2 separate regions of the Homo sapiens genome follow, and region 1 is linked to region 2. Evidence: chromatin loops called from intact Hi-C (ENCODE). Cell type or tissue: Calu3. All regions are shown on one strand. Links, peaks and the distances in the headings refer to the core of each region. The heading gives the core; the rest is flanking DNA. Region 1 overlaps KALRN (kalirin RhoGEF kinase). Region 2 overlaps MYLK (myosin light chain kinase).

The links. Hi-C counts contacts between places; a loop is a spot of excess contacts. Peaks named below come from ENCODE experiments on the same cell type or tissue, not always from the same donor. Only the 100,000 strongest peaks of a DNase experiment are listed, where the experiment ranks them.
Region 1: a loop joins it to region 2, with 12 times the contacts of the local background. A loop is called at or near these places in 9 of 110 quality-filtered maps.

The regions. Positions count from the first base shown.
Region 1 is chr3:124,077,754-124,080,671 of GRCh38, reverse strand. The region is part of intron 1 of KALRN (kalirin RhoGEF kinase); the gene reads right to left. Among named protein-coding and RNA genes, the nearest start is that of KALRN, 46 kb to the right of the region's middle. In Calu3, for the core only: no CTCF peak of the experiment used is centred there; a DNase peak (open chromatin) is centred at 1,141.
Region 2 is chr3:123,650,918-123,653,835 of GRCh38, reverse strand. The region is part of intron 24 of MYLK (myosin light chain kinase); the gene reads left to right. The region is part of intron 1 of LOC124909421 (a long non-coding RNA gene); the gene reads right to left. Among named protein-coding and RNA genes, the nearest start is that of MYLK-AS2, 37 kb to the left of the region's middle. RefSeq lists an enhancer at 1-124. In Calu3, for the core only: a CTCF peak has its summit at 1,290 (motif pointing left); a DNase peak (open chromatin) is centred at 1,295.

The DNA of each region.
Region 1 (2,918 bases), core at 116-2,615, 430 kb before region 2:
TACATGTGTACAAGGAGACGCTGTTTATGATGATTTTAAACACCAGAAATAATCGAAGAATTGCTAAGAAAACTATGGAATATCCACACTGTGAAATACACTATGCAGAAGATTTCCAGGACATGCTGCATGCAGAAAACTTGCAAAATGATATGTTAACCTCAAACACACATACACAATTTACACATTTCTGATGATATCTATCTATCTATCTATGTAAATGCACAGAAAGATCTGGAAGGACCCCTAATAACTAATACCAGGATCTACCTCCAAAGAGAAACTGAGTTGGTATGGAGTTCAAAAAGGCTTTGGCTTTACGAGTAACCTCTGAAATTTAGAATGTATTTGTGTTAAACTTGTGTCATTAAGCTTTCTTTCTAAAGTACAGCCTTGCTTTTAGCTTTTTAAAAAAAAGTTTTACAGTGTGGGAAAGGATACAAATTCTTGGGCTTTCAGTTACCACAAACCTAAGAGGAGTCAGCATTGTGGAAAGGCTACAGAAAGCTAACTCATACTATACAGAAGGTGTTAGAAGTTTCGTGTTCAGACAGCCTGCAAGTACTAGAGTTCACTAACCTGATCTTGTCTGGAACAATGGGTTGGATCCAATTCTGGCAGCAGGAACACTGGCAACATAGAATGCAACTAGAGGAAAGAAATGCTATGGGGATTCTGAGAAGCATGACATCAGAATAATAAATATGGAACTATGACTGTTTAACCTGAAGACAAAAAGATTATGGGGAAACAAACACGTTCCTGCAAATATTTGAAAGCTTATTATATAGATGAATCACTAAACTTGTGAGTTTTTTCCAGAGGTAAACATGAAGACAAATAAATACAAGTGACTTTTCTATTTAAAAATAAATAAAAAGAAAAAACATTCTAACTAACAAGAATGAAAGACAAAATAGCCTGTCAGGCCAGATCATGAGCTCTCTGTCATTGGAGGCATTCAACTAAAATACTTATATAAAAAGACGTTGGGTTTTATTAGAAGAAAAACTATGTAATCTTTAATATCTCCAACAACTCTATGTTCTATGATTCCATATTTTGACTGCAGAATCAATTTTCAATCAATGTAGTCTCATCAATTCCAAATCCCACAGGTGGTATACTCTACCACCAGGTGGCAGTAGATGTCTTGGGCTCTGGGTCCTAAATGTTAGGTGTGGTTAAAAAGCAGCACAGTTTAATACCTTTAAAAATAAAATAATAAAATAAGAGAACAGAGTACAAGCATTAAGCCAAAAAAGTAATCCCTTTTAAAGAAACATGTAAGTATCATTCATAATCTTTCTGATTATCCATCACAATGATTCTTAATCCATTTGTCTTCCTCTTGTACATTTCTTTTGTACAGGGTCTACGGAGACCCCTTATCTTCTGTGGCCTCCTCTCTCTGGTATCAAGTTTCCTGACTTGTATACAGTTCCTCATCCCCACGTCTGTCCTTGATGCAAAAATCCCCTCTGCTTCCTCTGCAGCTGCAGATCATGTTTGCTACTACAGTCTCTCTTCCCGACCCAAGAAGAACTATCTGTAGGGTCAGAAAAACACCCCAGCCTCTTCCTGCTTCTAGCCTTCCTGCTCTGTATCCACACAGCTGAAGCCACAAAACAAGCAAGCAACAAACAAAAACAGAATAGGCCCCACCCTGACAGCATGAAAGTATATGATTATCTTTTCCCAGATAGAAGAGAATAATCTTCCACCCAGCTCTTAAAAGAGAAAACTTTCTGTCTCCAGCCACAGCTGTTGGCTTGGTAAAAGTTGAATACAATCAACAACCCTTGTCCCAGTCCCTAGAAACCTTCAAATGTTAACAACTGCCTTGGTTGAGAGTGAGAGATCACTTCAGAAAACCTAGTACTAAGGAAGTATTTCTGTAAGTGCTTGCGAGTAAATGCAAATAAAACAAGATTTTTTAAACTGAGACTTAAAGCAATTTTACTATGTACCTGAGTCAAGGTTCTACTCATCTTTCTAGTCTCAGGTGGAAGACCTCTTCTTCCAGCAAGCCCTCGAGATGTTAGGACTATGTTTGTTGTCTCTGCTATGTGCTCCCATATCCTCCTCAGTGTCTCCCGTCACAGCCCTGTACCTCCCCAGCCACAGCCCTGTACCTGCCCTGTCACCATCCTTACCACATGCATTATGGCCACTCTACCAGCCTGTTTCCCCATTACACGACAGGGCCTAGACTGTACCTGATGCATTTACCACTGAGCCCCTAAACACAGTAGGACCCAATAAATATCCATGAGGCTATTATAAATACATTATCAATTAACTAATTCATATGGAACCCAAGTCTAGGCAGCTGTTTCACTGAGGTAAATATCCATTCCACAAACACTTTGTGTCTCTTATGCTAGTATAGTACAGAATGAGTCAGACCCAGGTCCTGCCCTCAAACAACATACAGTTGAGTAAGGAAGTCAAGACAAGTACACAAATACCTACAGCACAAAATATATAAAGGAGCACCACAAAAAGATGAATATTAGAGGATGGAAAAACAGGAGCAAAGGCACAGAGATCACCAAGTAGTTCAAGTCACTGGAGCTAAGCCTATGGGACAGGTAATACCGGGGCCAGAGCGTAGAGGTCCTTGAATAATACCTTTGAGTAGTCGGTATATGCCAGGCTAACTGCTTTACATTCATGATCTCATTTATTCGTTGAAACAATTCTATGTAAAACCCCCTATCACAAAGAAGCAAACGGGTCCACAGAAGTCAAGAAAACTGCCCATGATGTCACAGTTGATAAGTGGCAGAGCTGGGATGCACACCCAGGCCAGCCTTATGACCATGGCAGCAATGCTGTGGTGCTCTGGAGCCTGGGATGCCAAGTTAAGGAGTTGCTACTTTATCCAATGGGAGCTACTTTGAGCAGGAGCATGC
Region 2 (2,918 bases), core at 294-2,793:
GGAAATCATCCAGGTCTGTGCTATGGTGTAAAGAGGGAGAGACTGGAGAATCCCCGACTAACCCCAGGCAGCAGGACCAGAGGCCACGGGAGCTACAAGGTGTGGCCCCCAGGGGTCTAGGACAGCTGCTCCCAGGGCTGTGTGGAGACTCTGCCAGGAGGAAGAGCTGTGACTGCCTGTCTGGGGCAAGTGGCCTCTCCCTTGTTCCCTGCCATCAGCCCGCTGAACCCTCTCTGGGCCTTCAGACTCCCCTCCCCTGCTGCCACCCCTCCCAGCTGGGAATAGACAAAGGGCAATGTTGAAATCACTTGAAATCCAGAGGAGGAGTCCAGTCCACCCAGGGCTTCCAGACAGGAAGCTACTCCCCAGCTGAGGCTGGCTGGATTACCAAGGGGGAGGAGGAAGAGGGCAGAACAGTTGGCAAGTGTTAGGCCTCAGGGCAGAGGACTCTGGTTGAGGGGATTCCAGGCAAAAGTCCTCCACGGTCTGCTCAGATGCTTGTTAGTTATAAAGCTTCATAGGCCATCCCTCTGCTGAAGAGGGAAATGGCTCTCAGGGAAGTGGCGTGTGTGTTCACGCACGTGTGTGTGTGTGTGTTGGCAGAGAGGTGGGATCAAGTGACAGGTCATTGTAGGTCATTTCTGTGGAGCAGATGGGGTGGGATCATATTAAAAAGGCAGTGCTGATTAACCCACACTCCATGAAGCCCGGCTAATGTTGGCTCTGACCTTCACCACTACCACCACAGCCACTGCCACTCCTGCCTCTCGCTCTTCTACTTCATTCTCATGCCTCATTTGCATCCCTGTTGGTACCCTAGCCCTCATCCCACATCCACTCACCATGTGTTCTGTGCCCCTCCTGTGTTCTAGGCACTGCCATGGGCACTGGGGATACACTGGGGGACAAAGCATGGGTTCCCCGTGGAGCTCCAGTGGCTTCTCTATGCCAGAGCCACTCCTAAGACTAGGGTCCCTGAACTGACAATGTACTCCCAAACCCAAGTGCACAGAGCCAGAACCTTACCACAGCCCCGCTCCCTCCCAGCCCAGCCAGGTCTTGAACTGTACTCCTCCTCAAATCCTGCTGTCACTCAAATCCACTCCATCCCTGCTCCTTACCCTAATTTGTTCTAGTCTGTATAATTGTTAGCAAAACAGCTACTGTGACTGAGGCTTCTTGCAGAACTGGAGCCTCCTTGCAACCCCCAGGACAGTTCGAGATATAAAGCCTGTACCGCTCCCATCCCAGGCTGCAGCTACGCCCTGGCCTCAGAGGCCGTCTCCGGGGCGGGGGTGCCCTCTAGTGTTCTCTGGGTGTGCAACAGTCCTTGGCTGCAGGAAGGGACAATTCTCTGTCCAGGGGACTGACTGGACTTGTGCCATGTGAGGGTCCTGAGCACTCAGCTGATCCTCTCCCAAACACTCCAGGGTAACGAGACTCTCATCTGTTTGCAGAAATATCTCAGAACCATCTTCCAAATAGCCTTCCACTTAGCTCATGGATCTCATAGCTCATTCTGAACAGATTTTTTTTTTTTTTAAGTTCAGTGGAAGACCCTTCCCTAGTGGAAAGATGGAAACCAGTTCACCTTTCTCAACAACCCTTTATGCACCAAGAGCTCTGCTAATTGAACTGTGGTCTTTCCTCTACTTCTCTCTCACTCCTCCCCTTGTGGTCAAATAGAAGAGAGGCAGGACAAGAAGGGAAAAGCAGAAGGGGATGTAGCAGCCTGGAATCTTTCTCTTTTTTAAAGAGATCGGGTCTCACTCTGTTGCACAGGCTGGATTTGAACTCCTAGACGCAAGCATTCCTCCCGCCTCAGCCTCCCGAATAGCTGGGACTACAGGCACTTGCCACTGCTCCCTGCTTAGTCCGGACTCTTGATCCGAGTTTCCTGCAGCATAAAGGAACACAGTGCACTAGAAAGAGGGGCTGGAATTCCTTGAGAATGATCTAGGTCCTTCCCCCAGAGCATTAGCATGAGAATCAGATCTGCCACAGACCTCTGGGGTGAGAGGCGAAGGTGAGGCATGGATGTGGGCTCATGAGTGAGGCCAGAGGCTGGCCCTGTGGCTGTCTACCTGGACTCACAGTGACAGGCAGGGGCCAGCTCTAGGACTGGATGCCCCCTTCAAGGCACGCAGGGAAAGCCTCCTGCTGCCGGGCCATTGGCAAGACTGCTTCTCCTGACACCAGGCCAGGAAAGCTGCCCTCTCCTTTCCCTCTCACTCTGCTGCTTGGAATACACTGGTCTCCATGCCACGCCGGGAAAATGTGGCACAGGAACAAGAAATAAAGGATGACTCAACTGGTGAACCACTATATCAGGCAGCAGCACCACAGGTCAAGACAGGGGCCTCCCTGACAGTAAATAGGATGATTCTGTGTCGAAGACCTAGTCCAGTGACTGGTCCACCTGGTGTCCCATCACTCATTGACTCCAATATTGTTGCTTCTCTTAAAACCCTGTTTATAATATCATCACTGAACTAACCTAAATGTCTATTGAACATACTTATTATTCTAGTGGTACTTCTCATGTGTGAGTTCCATATCCCTCCAGCCTTCCTCCTACGTGAGGTAGAACACTAAATGGTTCCCCCAAGATGCAGTAGTCATGAGTTGATGAAAAGTCTGAAACTCTCATCTCATCCTTGGCGATTGTGTGATTCTCTTTAAAGTCATGTCCATTTTAGACTTCTTTCCCAACCTCAGAGGCCTCACCTTTTCTGATTAAGACATAGCCCTTCCCTTCAGTGGTCTTGCTTGCCACCTCCAGCTCCATTGTGGCTTTTGGACTGCCGACAGCCAGAGCTCCAGGGCAGGCACCCAGGGCGCTCTCAACAGCTACCCAGTACTCACCCCTGTTTGGGGCCCATGCACACTTTGCCCTGTGACAGCATCTGACAGCCCAA